2 separate regions of the Homo sapiens genome follow, and region 2 is linked to region 1. A link is an interaction called in ENCODE POLR2A ChIA-PET data of the cell type or tissue named here. Cell type or tissue: MCF 10A. All regions are shown on one strand. Links, peaks and the distances in the headings refer to the core of each region. The heading gives the core; the rest is flanking DNA. Region 1 has its middle 980 kb from the start of LINC01815. Region 2 has its middle 870 kb from the start of LINC01809.

Region 1 (5,390 bases), core at 247-5,246:
AAACTACAGTGTGTGAGATGACAACTAAATTAATAGACTCAAATGCATGTTAGACACTGCAGAAGAAAATGGCAATGAACTTGAAGACATAATAAATACTACTCAAAATGAAAAGTGCACACGAACAACATAGAAAATGAACATATTATTGATTAGCTATAAGCAATATCCTATAAATATATGTGCAAAATAGTTCCTGAAGGAATAAGGGGAACATAAAATATTTAGAGAAATAATGGTTACGATTTTTCCAAAGTAAATACAAATTTAAATCCAAAAATCCAAGAACCGAAGCAGACTCCAGGCACAAGAAACATGAAGAAGACTAAAGCAAGGCACATCATAATGTAATTGTTCAAAACGAATGAAAAATAAAAAAATCTCAAAAGCAGCCAGAGAAAGAAAACAAAAAAGGAAAAGAACAAAGATGAGAGCAATGACACATTACTCAATAGAGCAGTGCAGATGGGGGCACAGTGTACTGATGGAATGTGTGTGTGTGAATTTGGAATTCACATGCATTCTCCCATGTATACATGAGAGATCTATTATTCAAAATCAAAGGGAATATAACAACTTTATAACAGAGTCAAAAGCTGAAGGAATTAGTCACTAGCAACTTGCCACTATAATAAATATTTAAGGATATCTGTCAGGCAGAAGTAAGACCCACACTAGAAAGAAATATTGACCTACACAAAGCATTGAAGAATACTGGAAATGGTGTGTGTGTGTGTGAGTGTGTGTGTGTGCGTGTGTGTGTGTGCTGAATTACAGGATAGTATACATCCTTTTTTTCAACAGCATAAAAGATAAATATAGAGCATATATTGGACATAAAACTAGTCTTAACATATTTAAAGTGGTTCAAGTTGTATATAAAGTAATTAGAAGTCAGTAACAAAAACAACAGATATCTGGAGAATCCCCAAATAGTTAAAAACTAAGTAGCATACTTAAAAAATCAGTTGAAGTATAAATAAAAACTAAAGTTTACTTTGAACTGAATGAAAGCAAAACACAATAATTAACAATTTGTGAGATGCTCCTAAAGCAGTAAAGGAAAATTTATTACACTAAAGTGAATAATAAAAATGGAGAAGAGTTTCAAATCAATCACTGCAGCTTTCATCTTAAGATCCTAGAAAAAAGAAGAAAAAAGGAAAGACCAAGTAAGAGGAGGAAATGCAATTATAAAGATTAAAATGGAAATCCATAAGATAGAAGAGGAAAAAAAGACAAAACAGTTGGCAAACCTCATGGTAAACTCAGAATAACAACAACAGCAACAACAATACAATGGATACATGAAAAAATAAAAAGTAAGAAACTAAATCATATCACCACAGAAAATCGCCTTCACTAAAGGAAGATAGAAAGAAAAGAAAGAACGAAGAGAAGACCATTAAAAACACCCAGTAAGCATGTAACAAAATGTTAGGAGTAAGTTTTTACTTATCAATAATAAAATTGAATAAAAATGAACTAAACTCTCCAATCAAAAGACAGAGTGTCTTAATGGATAACAAATAATACACATTCGTCTGTTGCCCACAAAAGAACACACTTTACCTACAAAAACACACATAGACTGAAAATAAACAAATGGGAAAAGATACTTCATGCCAATGGAAACCGAAAAACAGCAGGAGTAACTATACTTTTAAAAAGCAGATTTCAAGACAAAATCTAAGAAGAGACAAAGAAGGTCGCTAAATAATGATAAAGGGGTCAGCTTACCAAGAGGATATAACAATTTTAAATATATATGTACCCAATCCTGGAGCACACATATATATAAAGCAAATATGAGAGCCAAAGAGAGAGAGCTAGGCCTCAATGCAATAATAGCTGGAGACTTCAACACCCCACTTTCAGCAGATCTTCCAGACAGAAACTCAGCAAAAAAAAAACAGACTTAATCTGCACTATAGACCAAATGGATATAATAGACATTTAGAAAATATTTTATGCAACAGCTGCAGAATACACATGCTTTTCCTCAGCACATAGATCATTCTCAAGGATAGATCATATGGTAGGTCACAAACAAGTCTTAAAATGTTCAAAAAAACTGAAATAACATTAAGCATCTTCTCTGATCATAAAATGGAATAAAACTAGAAATCAATAACAGAGGAATTTTTGATCCTATACCAACAACATGGACATTAACATGCTCCTGATTGACTAGTGAGTCAATGAAGAAATTAAGAAGGAAACTGAAAATTTTCTTGAAACACATAATAATGCAAACACAACATACCCAAAATTATGGGATCCAGAAAAAGCAGTACTAAAAGGACAGCTTATAGCTACAAGTGCCTACATAAAAAGGGAAAACTTAAACAATTTAATGATGCATCTTAAAGAACTAGAAGAGCAAGAGCAAACCAAACCCAAAATTAGTAAAAGAAAATAAATAATAAATATCAGGGAAGAGATAAACGAATTTGAAATTAAGAGAACAATACAAATGATCAATGCAACAAAAAGTTGACTTTCTGAAAAGATACATAATATTAACAAACTTTTAGGCAGACTAAGCAAAAAGGATAGAAGACACAAAGAAATAAAAACAGAAATGAAAAAGGAGACATTACAACTGATATTGCAGAAATTTAAAGAATTATTAGTAGCTATTATAAGCAACTATATGCCAATAAATTGGAAAATCTAGGAAAACCAAAACACAAATTCCTAGACACATGCAACCTAATAAGATTGAATCAGGAAGAAATCCAAAACCTGAACAGACCAATAACAAGTAATGAGATCTAAGCTGTAATAAAAAGCCTCACAGTAAAGCCATGGACCTGATGGCTTCACTGCTGAATTCTATCAAACATTTAAAGAACTAATACCAATCCTACTCAAATGATTTCAAAGAATAGAGGAGGATGGAATACTTCCAAACTCATTCTGTAAGGCCAGTATTACCCAGATACCAAAACCAAAGAAACATTAATAAATTTAAAAAAAAGAGAGAGAAAAAGAAAAAGAAAACTACAGGCCAATATCTCTGATGAATATTGATGCAAAAATTCTCAAAAAAATACTAGCACACCTAATTCAACAATTTGTTAAAAAGATCATTCATCATGACCAAGTGAGATTTATCCCTGGGATGCAAGGATGGTTCAACATATGCAGATCAATTAATGTGATGCATCATGGCAACAGAATGAAAAATAAAAAAAAAAAACCGTATGATCATTTCAATTGATGTTGGAAAACCATTTGGTAAAATTCAGCATCCCTTCATGATGAAAACTCTTAAAAAACTGCGTATAGAAGAAACATACCTCAACATAATAAAAGCCATATATGACAGACTCACGGCTATTATCACACTGCATAGGGAAAACCTGAAAGCCTTTTCTCTAAGATCCAGAACTTGAAAAGGATCCCCACTTTCACCTCTGTTATTCAACATAACATTGTTCTAGCTGTAAGTCCTAGCTAGAGCAATCAGATAACACAAAGAAATAAAGGACATCCAAGTTGAAATGGAATAAGTCAAATTAAGTAATATGATCTTACATTTGGAAAAATCTAAAGACTCCACAGAAGAAAAAAAAATACTATTAGAACTGATAAACAAAATTTAGTAAAGTTGCAGAATACAAGTCACCATAAAAATTTAACAGCATTTCTATATGCCAACAGTGAATAATCTGAAAAAGAAATTTTAAAAGCAATTCAGTTACAATAGTCACAAATAAAATGGAACACCTAGGGATTAACTTAACCAAAGAAGTGGAAGAACTCTACACTAAAAACTAAACAAATAAAAGTTGATGAAAGAAATTGAAGAGGACACCAAAAAGTGTAAAAAAAATTCATTTTCATGGCATTAAAGAATCAATATTGTTAAACTGTCCATATTAGCAAAGTAATCTACAGATTCAATGCAATCCCTATCAAAATACAAATGACATTCTTTATAAAACATGTATGGAATGGCATAGACCCAGAATAGCCAAAGGTATCCTAAGGAAAAATAAATAAACAAATAAATAACTGGAGGAATCACAGTAGCTATCTTCAAATCATACTACAAAGTTACAGTAATAAAAACTGCATGCTACTGGCCATAAAAACAGACATATAGACCAATGGAACAGAATAGAGAACTGAGAAACAAATACACCACCTACTAATGAACTCATTTTTGATAAAGGTGCTGAAAACATACACCAGGGAAAAGACAGTCTCTTCAATAAATGATGCTGAGAAAACTGGATATTCACATGAAGAATAATGAAACTAGACTCCTATCGCTTGCTGTATATAAAAATCAATTCAGAATGGATTAAAGACAAACCTAAGTCCTCAAACTGAAACTATTACAACAAAACATAGGGGAAAGTCTTCAGGACATTAATCTGGTCAAAAATTTCTTGAGCAATACTCCACAAGCACAGGTAACTAAAGCAAAAATGAACAAATGGGAACATCAAGTAAAGAGCTTCTGCACAACAAATGAAACAGTCCTCAAAGTGAAGAGACAACTCACTGAATGGGAGAAAATATTTGCGAGTTAACCATCTGACAAGAGATTAATAACCAGAATATATGAGGAGCTCAAACAACTCTGTAGGAAAAAATCTAATGATCAGATCAAAAAATGGGAAAAATGTTTTTTTCTATTTCTTTTTTTTTCTTCACTTTTCTTAAAAAAAAGGGGGGGATACATGTGCAGAATGTGCATGTTTTTTACGTAGGTATAATCATCCCATGGTAGTTTGCTTATCTATTGACCCATCATTTAAGTTCCCTCCCCTCACTCCCCAACCCCCCAATAGGCCATACTGTGTGTTGTTCCCCTGTCTGTGTCCATGTGTTCTCAATATTCACCTCCCACTTAGGAGTGACAGCATGTGGTGTTTGGTTTTCTGTTCCTGTGTTAGTTTGCTGAGGATGATGGCTTCCAGCTTCATCCATGTCCCTGCAAAGCAAACAGTCTCATTCCTTCTTATGGCTACATTGTATTCCATGATGTATATGTACCACATTTCTTTATCCAGTCTGTCATTGATTGGCATTTGGGTTCGTTCCATGTCTTTGCTTTTCTAAATAGTACTGCAATAAACATAAGTGTGCATGTGTCTTTATAGTAGAATGATTTATATTGCTTTGGGTATATACCCAGTTATGGGATTGCTGAGTCAAATGGTATTTCTGGTTCTAGATCCTTGAGGAATTGCCATACTGTCTTCCACAATGGTTGAAATAATTTAAATTCCCACCAATAGTGTAAAAGCATTCCTATTTCTCCACAGCCTCACCAACATCTATTGTTTCCTGACTTTTTAATAATTTCCATTCTGACAGGCGTGAGATGGCATCTCATTGTGGATTTGATTTGCATTTCTTTGATGATCAGT
Region 2 (5,390 bases), core at 230-5,229, 200 kb after region 1:
GTCATTTGCAGGGACATGGATGGAGCTGGAAGCTGTTATCCTAAGCAAACTAATGCAAGAACAGAAAACCAAACATCACATGTTCTCACTTATAAGTGGGAGCTGAGTGATGAGAACACATGGACCCATGGAGGGGGGAACAACATACACTGGTGCCTGTCAGAGGGGGTGGGGAGAGGGAGGACATCATAAAGAATAGCTAATGGATGCTGGGCTTAATACCTAGGTGATGGGTTGATCTGTGCAGCAAACCACCATGACACATGTTTACCTATGTAACAAACCTGCACATCCCCATGTGCACTCCATAATTTAATATAAAAGTTGAAGAAAAACAAAGCAAAAATGGGAATAAAATGTCTGGCGTTTAAACAAAAATTACCAGATGGTCAGACACAAGAAGAGACGAGAAAATACAGCCTTGCAGAGGACAGAATCTAATCAATAGAAACTGGACCATAACTGACACGGAGAAAGTACACAAAGACAATAAAACAATTATAACTATTTTAAATATGTTCAAGAAACTAAAGAAAAAAATAAGCAGGAAGATACAAAGAAGAAATTATTGGTCTTCTAGAGATGAAAACTATAATCCATGTAAAATATGCTAGATGGATTCACAGCAAATTAGAATTACAGAAGAAATGTTTGGTAAACTAGAAGACAAAGTAATTAAAAAAGGCTAAAAATAAACAGACTCAGTAAGCTGTGGAAAAACTCCAAACAACCTAAAACATGAGTAATTGGAGTCCCCTAAAGGAGAAAAGGAAGGGTAGAAAAAATATCTTAAAATATAACAGCAAAAACATTTTAAATTATGATGAAAAATAAAAGTCCATAGATTCAAGAAACTCAACAAGTTCCAAGCACAAGAAACATGAAGAAAGATACATGAGGAACATGAAATTAAATTAATTAAAACTAGTGAAAAGAAGAAAATCTTAAATGCATCCAGAGAAAAAAAGAGAGGGGAAGACAGATAAGAATAATGGGAGTTTTCAAGTCAGGAAAAAAATAATGCAAGCAAGGAGACAGTGGAGAAACCTATTTAAGATACTAAAAGTAAAATAAAACTTTCAACCTAGAATTTTATGCCCAGTAAAAATACCTTTCAAAATAAAAATGAATAAATAGTTATGATAACGATCTAGCAATTCCAGTCTTAGATATATAATCAAGATAAAATTTTAAAAATACATTCATTCAAAAATTTCTACACAGATGTCCATAGCAGCATTATTCAAAACAAATAAAAAGTAGAAACACCCCAAATACCCATCAACTGAAACTGAGTAAGGGATAAACAAAATGTGACATAGCCATATGATGGAATATTATTCAGTCATAAAAAAAGAAATGATACATGCTAAAACCTGGATGAATCTTTTTTTTTTTTTTTTTTTTGAGACAGAATCTTGCTCTGTCGCCCAGGCTTGAGTGAAAACCTCGATGAATCTTTAAATAAGAATGCTAAGTGAAAGCCAGTTACAAAAGACTGTATATTGAATAATTCCATTTATACAGAATTTCCAGAATAAGCAAACCTATTGAGGCAGAATATAGATTAGTGGTTTTCTAGACCTAGGAAAGGTTGCAAGGAATAAGGGAGTGACTGATAATGGATATGGGGTTTCTTTGGGGGGTAATAAAACTGTTCTAAAGCTGGTTGTGGTGATGGTTACACAACTCTTTAAATATCCTAAAAAATCACTGAATTGTACACTTTAAATGGGTGAATTATATAGTATATGAGTTATACCTCATTACAGCTGTTAAAAATAGAATTTTTAAAGGGTAAAATAAAGACTTTTCATACATAACAAAAATAAATAAATAAAAATGCTTGGGCTGGGCATGGGGGCTATGCCTATAATCCCAATATTTGGGTGGCTGAAGTGGAAAGATTGCTTTGGCCAGGAGTTTGAGAACAGCCTAGACAACGTAGGGAGACCTCATCTCTACAAATAAAAAAATTAACTTGGTGTGGTGGTACATTCCTGTGGTCCCAGCTATTGTGGAGGCTGAGGTGGGAGAATCACTTGATGCTGGAAGGTCGAGCCTGCAGTGACAAAGTGAGACCCTACCACAAAAAAAAAAAAGCAGCAACAAAAATAAAAATAAATTCTTAATTACCGAAATATGCTATCATCTAAGCTTTTAATGAGTCATAATCTTTTCACTTGCAGAAGGTATTGCCTCAGTGTTGATGGCTGCTGACTCATCAAGATGGTGGTTGCTAAAGTTTAGGGCAGTTGTGACAATTTCTTAAGAAAAGACAACAATGAATTTGCTGCATTGACTGATTTTTCTCTGCCTTTCACAAAAGAAAGAGTAGTAGAGATTTCTCTGTACTATGAGATGTTGTTTGATAGCTTTTTATCCAGAGTAAAATGTCTTTCAAACTTGGAGTCAATCTTCTCAAATCCTGCCACTGCTTTATCATCAACTAAGTTTATGTACTATTCTAAATTCTTTGATGTCATTTCAACAATGTTCAGATCATCTTCACCAGGAGTATATTTTGAAACCACTTTCTCTGCTAATCCATCAAAAGCAACTCCTCATCTGCCCAAGCTTTATCATGAGATTGCAGCAACTCAGTCACATCCCAAGTTCGTTTCTAATTATAATTTTCTTGCTATTTCCACCAGATCTGCAGTTACTTCTTCCACTGAAGTCTTGAATCCCTCAAAGTCATCCATGAGAGTTGATATCAACTTCTTCCAAACTATTATTAACCTCTCTGCCCATGGATCACACATGTTCTTAATGACATCCAAAATGGTAAATCCTTTCCCCAAAGATTTTCAATTAACTTTTCCAGATCAATCAGATACATCACTATCTATGGCAACTATAGGCTTACAAAACACATTTCTTAAGAAATAAGACTTGAAAGTCAAAATTAGTTCTTGATCCATGGAATATATAATGGACATTTCACTAGCAGGCATGAAAACAGTATTAATCTCCTTGTACGTCTCTATCAGCACAATCTTGAGTGACTAGGTGCATTGTCAATGTGCAATAATACATCGAAATGCATCTTTTTTACTGAGCACTAGGTCTCAAAACTGGGCTTAAATTATTCAGTAAAGCATGCTATAAACAGATGTGTTGTCGTCCAAGCTTTATTATTCTATTTATAGAGCACAGGCTGAGTAGATTTCAAATAATCCTTAAGGCCCCTAGAATTTTTAGAATAGTAAATGATCATTGGCTTCAATTTACTGTCTCCAGCTTCATTAGCCACTAACAAGAGAAGATTTGAAGCCTCTCTCTGTGAAGCTTTGAAGCCAAGCATTGTTTTTTTCCTCTACAGCTATGGAAGTCCTAGATGACTTCTTTTTCCAATAAAAGGTTGTGTTGTCTACACTGAAAATCTGTTGTTTAGTGTAGTCACCTTGATCAATTGCCCTAGCTAGATCTTTTGGATAACCTGCTGCATTTCTACATCAGCACCTGCTGCCTCATCTTGCACTTTTATATTATAGAGATGCATTATTTCCTCAAACTTCATAAACCAACTTCTGCTGGCTTTAAACTTTTCTTCTATAGCTTTCTCACCACTCTCAGACTTCATAGGATTGAAAAAATTAGTGCCTTGCTCTGGATTAGGTTTTGGCTTAAGAGAATGTTGTCGCTGGTTTGATCTTCCATCCAGACCACTAAAACCTTCTCACTATAAGTAGTAAAGCTATTTTGTTTTCTTATAATTTGTGTGTTAACTGGAGTAGTACTATTAATCTCCCTTAATAAGTTTTTCTTTGCTTTTGCAACTTGGCTAACTGGTGCAAGAGACCTAGCTTTGGAGCTGTCTCTGCTTTCTACATAACTTCCTCACTAAGCTTAATCATTTCTGGGTTTTGATTTAAAATGAGAGCCATGAGGCTCTTCCTTTCACTTCAACACTAGTGGCCATTGCATGGTTGTTAATTGATATAATTTCAATATTTTTACATCTCAGGCAACAGGAAAGCCTGAGGAAAGGGAGAGAGACAGTGAGACACATGGTTGGTGGAGCAGTTAGAACACACACAACATTGATTCAACTTATCATCCTATATGGTTTGTGGTGTTACAAAACAATTACAAGAGTAACATGAAAAATCATTGATCACAAATCACCATAACAGATCCAATACAAATTACCAAAATGTGACACAGAGACATGAAATAAGCACATGCTATTAGAAAAAAATGGCACTGATAGAGTTGCTTGATGCAGCATTGCCACAAAACTTCAATTTGTAACTAATGCAATATCTGCAAAGCACAATAAAGTGGAGTGCAATAAAATGAGGTATGTCTGTATATAAATATTTACAGAGAGTTTTACAGAGAGAGAGAGAGAGAGAGAGAGAGAGAGAGAGTAAACTATAGCTCCCACACAAAAGTAGTAAACAATACAGGTTCTCAACCCAATAATTTATTGAACTTAGTTATTACTAGTTTGCCTCCCATGGCAAAACTGTCCTTCAGTCTGCATTTTGCTTGATAACATTTGCATTTTATCAAAATCCTCCACAGAATATTTTTAATCAGTTTTCCTAGAAATAAATTGATTTTGCCCTTTTACAACCAGTCTCTTCATTGTTTGCTTGTAGGCACATGATTTTTTCTGACTATATTCTCCAAGTGTGTGAGGTATAATGTTACTCTAAATCAACATTTTCAACAAAAAGCTACAGCAGCCTTTTACTGTAGCTCCAAGTGTTAGCTCCCCATAATTTGGCTGATTGGAAAATGTACCACCTTGCTCATTCCAAAATATATTTCACTAGTGTGCAATATACTTTGTCTTCTACAATGTGAAATAAAGAAATTGATATGAAACAAAATGAAGCTCTTACATCCAGAATAGAACAGCAAAATAAATGTAATTCCAGGTGGAATTTGCACACATAAAATAGTCATATGTTTTTACAGTGAAGAGAAAAAGGTTTTTTGAAAAAAAAGTTACTTGATATTGACAGGATTGCTAGCATGATCTCTAAAAACTACTGCAACATTACTTCCTGATCTTTATGTTAATAATGAGGTGATTTATTAACTTAAAATATATATATTAAATTATTTTCATATGCCAAGCTTTATTTTTGATAGCAGGTCATACAGCAGTGAACATAACACGCACACACACAAACAACTCTATTTTTTCATGGAAAGTAAAAACCACTAAATAATTTAAAGATAACTATGAGTAAGAAAAAATAGAAGTTGGGATTAAGTTTAAAATTTTTAATCAACAAGGTGGAACTCACACTAGAAACTGACATTTGAAACTTCTGGGTAAATTCTTCTGCAAAACATTGTTTCTAAAGTCAGATTAAGCCACCCTATGTACATAGAGAGCAGACAGTTCATTTAAAATGAATTACAACAAA

The links. ChIA-PET counts read pairs that join two places held together with the same protein. Peaks named below come from ENCODE experiments on the same cell type or tissue, not always from the same donor. Only the 100,000 strongest peaks of a DNase experiment are listed, where the experiment ranks them.
Region 2: POLR2A ChIA-PET joins it to region 1 with 5 read pairs; 2 of 35 experiments call an interaction of 5 or more read pairs at or near these places.

What each region holds. Positions count from the first base shown.
Region 1 is chr2:82,448,097-82,453,486 of GRCh38, forward strand. No RefSeq gene overlaps it. Among named protein-coding and RNA genes, the nearest start is that of LINC01815, 980 kb to the left of the region's middle. In MCF 10A, for the core only: no CTCF peak of the experiment used is centred there; no DNase peak of the experiment used is centred there.
Region 2 is chr2:82,648,006-82,653,395 of GRCh38, forward strand. No RefSeq gene overlaps it. Among named protein-coding and RNA genes, the nearest start is that of LINC01809, 870 kb to the right of the region's middle. In MCF 10A, for the core only: no CTCF peak of the experiment used is centred there; a DNase peak (open chromatin) is centred at 2,226.